Linked DNA regions of Homo sapiens: all the other regions are linked to region 3. The links are chromatin contacts, found by Hi-C or POLR2A ChIA-PET in ENCODE. All regions are on one chromosome and are shown on one strand. Each heading gives the region's core, a stretch centred on a gene start or an enhancer-like site at or near the end of the contact. The rest is flanking DNA. Distances are from core to core; before and after follow the strand shown. Region 1 has its middle 46 kb from the start of DRAM1-AS1. Region 2 holds the start of PARPBP (PARP1 binding protein). Region 3 has its middle 89 kb from the start of LINC00485.

Region 1 (3,153 bases), core at 319-2,818, 720 kb after region 3:
AAACATTATGCAGCACTTGACTATATTTATTAGCAGATGGAAATTGAATTGAAGGTCGTTTCAGTGTGGTTCATAATGAGTAACCATCGTTGCCATCAACTCCTGTATTACCTAAACAAAAAAAAATGTGTGCAGGATTAAAATGTTCTCACCTCACCTTGCAAATAAATAATTATTATTCATAGTTATTTACACACAGTCTAGAAAATTCCTAAAGTACTTATGTGAAAAATATATAAATGCATTTAACTAATTGTGCCCATTTTAGTTTAGTTCACCTGCAAGTAGAGCCTGAGAAAAGGACTTGGGTGTATACAGGTCATTCACAAGGTGATCCCAGAAAACAGAAGTAAAAAAACAGGGAGAGGAAAAGGGAGAAAACCACTTAAAAGTTTATTATCGGCCAGGTGAGGTAGCTCATACCTGTAATCCCAGCACTTCGGGATGCTGAGGTAGGTGGATCACTTGAGGTCAGGAGTTTGAGACCAGCCTGGCCAACATGGTGAAACCCTGTGTCTACTAAAAATACAAAATTTAGCCGGGCGTGGTGGCATGCACCTGTACTCCCAGCTACTGGGAGGCTGAGGCAGGAGACTCACTTGAACCCAGGAGGTGGAGATTGCAGTGAGCCCAGATGGAACCACTGCACTCCAGCCTGGGTGATAGAGTGAGACTCTCTCAAAAATAATAAAAAATTTAAGAAGTATGTTATCAAGATTGCCAGTTGGGGTTTGAGTGCTCCAAGACCCTCTGAGAAGCTTTCAGAATGCCTCCCAAAATTTTCCACCTAATAAAACTGGGAACATTAATTAAGCAATTTCCATCCCCCGTTAGTTGAGTTGCCTCCAGGGGCATTAATTATCCCTGCACTTCTGGGCTGTGCTTCTGTGTGGAAAAGCAGCACCCCAGTGTTGAAGAAAGACTTGGAACAGGAAGCAGAAAGATACATGGCTTCGGCTTGCAGTGGGATTTCACAAGCAGAAAGGACAAGTCCAAGCTTACTCACCTAGAACTATCCATGTAGCTGTGACTGATACCGGAAGTGGACGAGGGAATGTGCAAAAGAGATATTTGCTGCAGTCTACCCAAATGCAGTCAATTCAGAACTGATTGAGTCCCATGTTAAGTCTACTTTGTCTTTTGTCTGTGGGATAACACAAGGTGATGGCCAGCCACAGTCTTTCTAAAATCTACACATGAAGATTAGTGAGACAAGCCACAATTACTGTCACTATGACTGAACGCAAGGCCAAAACTGGTACTTATCATCTTCTTCCACCACCCATTTTACATTTCTCCTGCTCTATATCAGAAATTCCGCTGGTCTAGGCTGGTTGTCAAGCATAGTGACCCAGACCTTCATCCTTTAAGTTTTCTAGGGCTTTGATTGCTTTGCCCTGTTTAGGCTATGATTATCACAGTCATCTGTTTGCTGTTTCTTACCAGGCACTGAAGCACCACGACATGCCCCAGTGAACCACCTGCGTTCTAGACACATTCTTCCTGTTTCATTTTGTAATCACAACCCTAGCTCCTCATGTTAACATATTACTTCCTATTTTTGTCCCACAGACATGAGCAGTCCCAAGGGACCGATTGGCAGCAGTAGATTCAGCTTAGTGGAATCCTTACTGTGCTCCCCCATGGAAGTGTGCTAGTTCCTTCCCCCTACCCCATCTGGGAACTGGGACTTCCAGGAAAGTCTGAGGCGGCAGGGATGGGAAGCACAATTACAAAAGAATGTCACTGAGAATGGTGGAGAAGGATCATTCCTATTTCTTTTCTCTTGGTTCCTGGATCTGTGAATCCTGGCAGCTGAGGACATGGCATCATATGCTAGCCATTTTTGTAGTGCTTTTACCACATCCTAGAGATTAGCACTTCAACCTTGCAGAATGTCATCTCTGAGATGGTGACTACAATGAGCCTATAATAGACCATTTCATTGTTCTATTTGATTGATTTCTTCTGGATGATGCTGTATGCGGTAAGACAAGTGGATCCAACAATTCATGCGCCTGTTGTTAGTCATTTACTACAAAATAATCCCAAGATCTGAGGCAGTGTAATGCGAGATACCATGTTGGTAATAGACATCCTGTAGGCTATCAGAGGGTAATGCTGGCAGAGGTGCTGCTGGAAGGAAAGGAAAGCCCCTATTAAGAGTAGTAATTAATTACAATAAGAAAGAATTACTCCTCTTCCAGGGTGGAAGGAATTTAATGCAAATAAATTGCTCCCAAGTGACTGGTTAACCTCTTCAAGGAATAGTACCAAATCATTGGTCTCTGCTGCCGACAAATAGGGTATTCAGCAGTAGCTGAATCCTAGCTCATCTAGCTCATCACTAGATGAGCATTAGTGTGGAAGCCCAAGCTGTTGGGCCCAAGCATAGCCGGCATCTCTGCTGCCACGATTACTCCATTTGTGGGCTCATTGTATAACCTGGGGCAATCAAGGACAAGGCTGGCTGACATCTACTGGAGAAATCATCTTGTCCACCTAATTTTTGCCTCCTCAGGTGAGTGTTTTCTTTCTGGCATTTCATCCTACAAAAATCTCCACACTTTGGACACATTCCCATAGTTTTGTCCACATTCTTCATCCTTAAATCTCACTTTCTCTAATCTTCCAATATTGCTCCCTTCTTATCCCTGACCAGCCAAACCAGTTACCAAGATCAAAAGTCTGTAGTATTTAACTCAGGCCATGTGCTTCTTCAGCAACATCATGACAAAGTGTACTGTTTGAAGCTCTGTCCATCAGGAAGATTATTTTCCTCACCACTAATTGTTAGAGCCACCTCTGTCAGAGGCAGCAGTGTGGCAGCAAGCCATTTTTGCCTACACCAATATATATCAAGCTTGTCCATGCATCAACAAGGTCCACTGTTTGCTGTCAGCTAGTGAGATAATATTGCAAAAGTAGCTTCAATTATTCACTTTCTCCCTATTGCATGCCTTTTGCTATATATTTGCATTGCCCTCCCCCTCTGAGTAGAGCATTTGGCCTTAACTTTGGATTCTGAACTTAGCCAATGGAATATTAACAAATGTGATCCAAGCAGAGGCTTGACAAATACTTGGTTGGTCTTGCCTTCTCTTGTGGCTCTGTTATTGACATAAGAACTTGACTTGGATAGTCTAATGACGA
Region 2 (3,379 bases), core at 304-2,803, 620 kb after region 3:
CCTGTCTACTAAAAATTAGCTGGGTGTGGTGGTGTGTGCCTCTAACCCCAGCTACTTGGGAGGCTGAGACAGGAGAATCGCTTGAACCAGGGAGGCGGAAGTTGCAGTGAGCCAAGATAGCACTACTGCACTCCAGCCTAGGTGACAGAGTGAGACTCTGTCTTAAAAAAAAAAAAAAAAAAAAAAAAAAGAGCATTACTATGGTGACAGAAAACCAAGAGTCTCATTCAGGGATCAGCTAATTTTTTCTAAAGGAACAAACAGTAAATATTTGAGGCATGCACAACTACTCACTTTGACCTTCTAGTGTGAAAATAGCCATGGACATACATAAACAAACAAATGAGTATAGCTGTGCTCCAATAAAACTTTTTTTATGGACACTGAAATTTGAATTTCATGTAATTTTTACACATCACAAAACATTATTCTTTTCATTTTTTCCCCCAACCATATAAACACGTAACACTCCTTCTTAGCTCAGGAGCTGGCTGCACAAAAACAGGCAGCACAGCCAGTTTGCCAACCCCTGGTCTAGTCCCAGCTCTTCCTGTAGCTAGCTGGCTGTGGGAGCCTATGCCATAAGCCTTACACGTGGTTCCTAGGTGGAGGCATCATCACACAGAAATACTTGCCTTCCAGTCCCTTGTGAGAAGTCAATGAGACAATAAATATGCAAGCACTCTGAATGGCAGGCTGCACTATACAAAAAAACAGTAGCCAAAGGCAGCAGCGATAACACTTGTTTTTAAAAAATTGGATTCCAAGTTGCTCTAGAGCAAAAACTGTGAGACAGAAAATTGTCACTGGGCAGGCAGTGTGAAATGGTTGAAAGAACTACACTTCCGAGTCAGATATCACTTCCAGGCTCCCCCTTTATGACCTGTAGTCCTTCGGTATTTAAAATCTCTAATGAGCATAAGTTTCTTCACCTGCAAAACCAGGAAGGGAATTCCTACCTCACAGAATGAGACGTTAGTGAAACAAGTACATAACCCACCTAGTGCCAGGCATTTAGTAGGTGCTCAATTTAAAAATTGCACTCAACATCATTATCAGTGTTCGAGTGCAAGTCCCAAAGGTTCCTTGGGAGGCTGTAACTAATCAGGAGTAGGAGAAAGTTGAGGAATTGGAGTCCGTGTACATAGTGGGACTAGAACCCAGGTTTCCTGCCTAACTAATGGAAGTTAAGCAGGCCTCTACGGGCCTGTCTTCCAAGCTGCAGACGAACCCTCAGGACCTACCAGCTCCATCGCTAGATACTGTGAACTCCGCCTACAGCCCCCAGGCCCAACCAGGCTCGAGCGTCAAGTCACTGCACCATAATACTTCGGTCCCACGGCACTTTGCTACGACCGAGGTATTACAGTGCAAAACACCCTCAAAAGCCACAGCCTGAATCACCACTTAAAAATGCGACAGGGCAGGTAGGGCAGACGCGAGACTTACGTGATTAGGGGTAGACCCGAAGACGTACTCTTCAGTGTGCGGAAGGATCCCCAACGGGATGCCCTCCCGCGGCCGCCGCAGTCGCCGCTGTCGCCGCTGAATACAGTTCAAACCTCGCGGGAGGCCCCGGGAGCCAATCGCTGCGCTCGCCCTCCGACCCGGAAGCAGAGCCACAGCGCGTCGCGGCAGCCCCCAAGGAAGACCAGCCTGCCTCTGGTCGGTTCCTGGCGCTCTGCGGTGCGTATCGAGCTGGGAGCCCGAGAGGCCGGGATGCTTTTCTGCCGGCCGCCCAGCCTTGCCACTCTATTCCCAGGAGTTCTTCCTTCCCACTTCGGGCCCCGGGAGGTGGGAGCGGGGTCTTGAGGAACTCGCCTGGCCCGGGGAGAGGTGTCGGCGCTCATTGCAGAGACTTATCTTGTTCCCTCCCTTCTTCTCTGCCGTTGTAGTTTTACAGGGGCAAGTCCTGTCCAACGTGTACGGTGAGGCCCCGGCCACTGCTTTAATGAGCAGTAGGTGTAGGGACGGAACAATTTCGTGACCTCGAATCTCTTGCACTTCTATACCTCTCTGTCTCCGTGTCCATAACACTTGCTGGTCACCCTTCAAAAGTCTCCAGTCCCTGATGTCCATTCCTAAAGTTACTAGTTTATAAGCGTCTCGAGGTGGGACTCATTCTCAGTACATACTCTTAAGGTGCTTGATATGTTTGTTACTGAGTCCAGCTGTTTTCAGGACAACCCTTGTGTCGAATTTTTTAAAAAACCAAAAACTCTAAAACCCATAATTCTCATGTGGGAATGCTACTTCCAGAATGCACACTAGTCCCTGACAGGTTAAGGTCTTCTGCCTAGTTTTAAGAATATTATTATTTTAATTTTTAAGTTCCGGGATACGTGTGCGGGACGTGCAGGTTTATTACAAAGGTAAAACGTGTGCTATGGTGGTTTGCACACCCATCACCTAGGTATTAAGCTCCACATGCATTAGCTATTTATCCTGATGCTCTCCCTCCGCCCAACCCCCTGAACATTATTTTTATATCACACATTTTGGTACTCCTTAACAACAGATCCTGTATTTTCTATCTGTTTATATTATAGCCCTTTTCACGTTGAGTCATAACTATCCCTAAACTGTGGTCTCCTTCAAGCCAGGAGGCTGTTTTTTTCTTCATTAGCGCTGGTTCTCCACACACAATGAAGTCTTCCAAATCCTGGCCCTGCTTATGAGCTTGGCAAGTTAGTTAACCTACTGAAGCCTCAGTTTCTCCATCTACAAAATGGAGACCAGAGGTAGTACCTGCCTTTAGATTTGTACAGATACCAGATGTGATCATGTCAGTAAAATGCTTAATATGGTACCTACAAATAGTGGTTCATAAAAGTTATTAATTTTTATTAACATTTGCTGTTAAAATGATTCCATCTTCAGATGAAATACTATTTGTTTTAGATAATCTAAACAGAACTTTGCAGTGTTATTGTCTGCTAGAATCACAGATATGGGAAAGAGCTGTGGAGCAAATGTGGAACCATTAATAACTAGATTTAATATTTTTCCTGCAGTTTCTGTCCCTTGATAAGTACTTTAAATGTTTCTTTTGAGCTTTCTGTCTCATTGTAACACCACAACCTTATTTTGATGCATTTGCTGAATGACTAACATATTGACCATTGTAATTGTACCTGTGCTCTAATCCACAGTTTCGTGACCTTGTCCAGTAGAAGGCTATTTAATTTTCACAACTGCTTGAATTTTGACATACAAGATGAAGCAAGATGCCTCAAGAAATGCTGCCTACACTGTGGATTGTGAAGATTATGTGCATGTGGTAGAATTTAATCCCTTTGAGAATGGGGATTCAGGAAACCTAATTGCATATGGTGGCAATAATTATGTGGTCATTGGCACGTGTACGTTTCAGGTTAGT
Region 3 (3,529 bases), core at 462-2,961:
TATGACTGATAAAACTGTTTGGAGCATGTGGCTTACTTAGCCAAGAGGGCTTTATAATGTGCCCCTGAACTGAATTTTTTCCACAAAACTATAGGCCTCCTTCACAGGGAACTAATTTAATCATCCGACTTATAGTCCCTGCAGAAAGACAGAGCCAAACATCATTAAGGTTCTCTGCCAATAGCACCCATTGCCAAGCAATCTGTGCCCACTTTCACCTTCTCCTATCTGACCAGCAGCCAACTCAGGATGGCCCTTGCCAATCAGCTGGGCCACACCTCTGGCTAAGCTCTGTTGGTTAAGAGAAGAAAAAGCTGAGATGGGATAAGAGACCAGAATTTTTACTCTAGTAGAGACCCCTCCAGAGAAAGTCAAAAGAGCGCAGGCTAAACACACTCCTTACAATTATGAAGAGTGCTCCAGAAAGAGCAGCCCAGGGGATTGTGAGAGAGCATGACACAGGGGCCTAACTTATTCCAGGAGTGGGGTGTATGAGCAAGGCATGGTTTCTGCTCTCAGGTAATTTACAGCCTCACCAATGGGGAGGGGGAATCAACATAAAACAGTGATGATAAATTATCTACTAGCAACATAAATTAGGTTCAGAAGAAGTATGAAGAGGGGTAGCAATTGATGATTGGCCATCATTATTTCCTGTTCATCTTTTAAGTACACCTCTTACCCCTATTATCTATAGTATTAGAAGACAATGTCATGCAGAGATGGTCTCTGCACTATTTCAATGTGAGAATAAATCAATAATAAAGTAAAAATTTCAGTCATTTAGGGATAAATTCCAAATCTGGATATCTAGGGATTTTTTTTTGTTTTTTTGTTTTGTTTTGTTTTGCTTTGTTTTATGCTTTGTTATTAGATCTGTTGGTTGTCTAAGAAACCACCATATCAATTGAGCTTTATGACATCATGTAAGCAAAATCTGAAATCCACCCAAAAGTGCAAACACATCTCAAAATACTTAAAATAAAAGCTGTTTTTTATTATAAAATTAGTGTATATTTGTTAAATATTTTAGAAAATGCAGAAGTGCCCCATCATTTAAACTCAGCCATGGTTATCACTTTGATATATTACTTCCTTTGCTTTGATTTTTTTCCCTCTGCATAATCTTTATTTTGTTTTCTTAGTGGTTTTGTTTTGCATGCATAATCAACTCTCAGTTATCTGCAATGGATTAACTAATTTGTGGATTAACCATCATTACATATCAGGCAAATAATCTGTGAGAAAATATTAAAGATATCACAAGTCAGTGAAAACCTTTATTAAACACATATCTATTGAATGCTTATTATGTGCCAATCACTCTTCTATGTGCTGGGGAATCAGAGATGAACAAGAAAATATGACTCCACTTCCCATTTAGCCTACATTTATCACCCCTGTATTGGAAGGCATCTATTGTCTGGCATTGTAATCAGCTGACACACAGAATTAACTACGTGAGGGAACATCTTCTCTTCTCTCACCTACAAGGAGAGGAGACATTCTTTACAGCATCCACTCTGCCCCTCACAACCCAGACAAACCAGGTTGGTGGCCCAGCAAAGGGAAACACTTGTGACAACTGTGAATTTTATAAACTCAAGGCTAGAGAGGGAGGTGTTAGGTGAGAAAAAGCAAGATAAAAGAGGAAGCACATTTCAATTCCACTCCTATATTCGGTTTTGGTTTTGTTTTGAAACAGTTTTGCTCTGTCCCCCAGGCTGGAGGGTAGTGGCATGATCTTGGCTCACTGCAGCGTCTACCTCCTGGGTACAAGTGATTCTCATGCCTCAGCCTCTTGGGTTGCTGGGATTACAGGTATGCACCACCACGTCTGGCTGATTTTTGTATTTTTTTAGTAGAGATGGGGTTTTACCATATTGCCCAGGCTGGTCTCAAACTCTTGGCCTCAAGTGATCCTCCTGCCTTAGCCTCCCAAAATGCTGTGACCACAGGCATGAACCACCACACACAGCCTGTTCATTTGAATTTTAAGCTTATTTATATTCACTCTATGTGTTGATTTGTAAAGAAACACTTTTTCAAAAAATTTATTCTAGGCCCCACCCTCTCCAGAAGAAGCTCTCAGTTTATTAAAATCTTTTATGCCTCTCTTAGTTCATGACTAGTATTTTATGACTAGTACTTTATAATATATATAAAATATTGGGATAGTACATATAGTTATATGGATATATGGATATTATATCTGATACATTATTATGTATCCATTATACATACTTATATATTTATATATTTTATATATATTACAGTTGATATATTTTTCATGTCTTCAGGTTATTAGATATCTATAAAGGAATTTTGATTATTTATATTGTCTCAAATTTTTAAACCACTAATTGTTTTTCAATTGATTCTTTTTAAAGTATCAAATCATCTATAAATAAAAATAATATTCTATCTTTTTTTTTTTTTTTTTTTGAGACGGATTCTCGCTCTGTCGCCCAGGCTGGAGTGCAGCAGCATGATCTTGGCTCACTGCCTCCACCTCCCGGGTTCAAGCGATTCTCCTGCCTCAGCTTCCCAAGTAGCTGGGACTATAGGCGCGCATCAACACGCCAGCTAACTTTTGTATTTTTAATAGAGACGGGACTTCACCACGTTGGCCAGGATGGTCTCGATCTCTTGACCATGTGATACACCTGCCTTGGCCTCCCAAAGTGCTGGAATTACAGGCGTGAGCCACCATGCCCGGCCTCTATCTTCCTTTTTAATGCATCTGCCTTTTATACCTGTTCCATGTCTTTTACTCCTGTTCCATTGGGATTAGAACTCCCAATGAATAATAATAGTGGTGATAGCAACATATTTCTTTTGATCTTAGTTTTTGTCAAATATTCTGATATTTAAGTGTTATCTTTGGTTTATGATAGTTATTTTTACCATGTTAAGAAAAGTCTTCTGTTATTAGTGTTTTAGATTTTCACAGAAATGCACATTATGATTTATTAAATAGATTTTGGGCACTCATTTAATGATCAAAAGATTTCCTTTTTTATCTCATATATTATTGGATTCATAATTATAAAACTATTTGCATTTTTTACTTAGATATTCCTTGGTCCAGGTGGAATTGTATTAAAGAATTAAATTGGCTAATACTTCATATATACATTTCCTTCCATATTTATGAGAAGATGGTTTAGAGTTTTCTTTTACCTCAGTATTTTTTTTATCAATTTTGGGCATCAGGTTTATGACACTTTATGGATCAACTGCAAAATTTTGTACTTTTTGTATGTACAAAACTTTTTTTTTTGAGACGGAGTTTTGCTCTTGTTGCCCAAGATGGAGTGCAATGGTGTGATCTCAGCTCACCGCAACCTCTGCCTCCCAGGTTCAAGTGATTCTCCTGCCTCAGCCTCCCTAGTAGCTGGGATTACAGACATGCACTGCCATGCCTGGCTTCTTTTGTATTTTTAGTAGAGACAGGGTTTCTCCATGTTGGTCTCAAACTCCTGAGCTCAGGTGATCTGCCCATCTCGGCCTCCCAAAGTGCTGGGAT

Evidence for each region. A loop is a pair of places that touch in the nucleus more often than their neighbours do. ChIA-PET counts read pairs that join two places held with the same protein, here RNA polymerase II (POLR2A). Pooled maps may share reads with other maps.
Region 1: a map with no recorded cell type shows a loop between it and region 3 (9-fold over the local background). The contact joins two enhancer-like sites. A Hi-C loop is called at or near these places in 2 of 37 single-sample maps with no recorded cell type and 3 of 50 pooled maps. POLR2A ChIA-PET finds 5 or more read pairs at or near these places in 1 of 52 experiments (H1).
Region 2: a loop to region 3 is called in a pooled map, with 4 times the contacts of the local background. The contact joins the promoter of PARPBP here to the enhancer-like site in region 3. A Hi-C loop is called at or near these places in 1 of 37 single-sample maps with no recorded cell type and 5 of 50 pooled maps. POLR2A ChIA-PET finds 5 or more read pairs at or near these places in 2 of 52 experiments (BJ and PC-9).

Annotation. Positions count from the first base shown.
Region 1 is chr12:102,008,771-102,011,923 of GRCh38, reverse strand. No RefSeq gene overlaps it. Among named protein-coding and RNA genes, the nearest start is that of DRAM1-AS1, 46 kb to the right of the region's middle. Within about 2 kb of position 1,568, at least 5 of the 41 ENCODE cell types and tissues checked have a DNase peak (open chromatin) inside an H3K27ac peak, as active enhancers do.
Region 2 is chr12:102,118,357-102,121,735 of GRCh38, reverse strand. It overlaps PARPBP (PARP1 binding protein), which reads right to left and starts at 1,553. Exons shown (of 11, transcript NM_017915.5): 1 at 1,450-1,553. It overlaps NUP37 (nucleoporin 37), which reads left to right and starts at 1,622. Exons shown (of 10, transcript NM_024057.4): 1 at 1,622-1,686; 2 at 3,153-3,373. The coding sequence starts at 3,218. RefSeq lists enhancers at 150-707, 1,752-1,821.
Region 3 is chr12:102,733,498-102,737,026 of GRCh38, reverse strand. No RefSeq gene overlaps it. Among named protein-coding and RNA genes, the nearest start is that of LINC00485, 89 kb to the left of the region's middle. Within about 2 kb of position 1,711, at least 2 of the 41 ENCODE cell types and tissues checked have a DNase peak (open chromatin) inside an H3K27ac peak, as active enhancers do.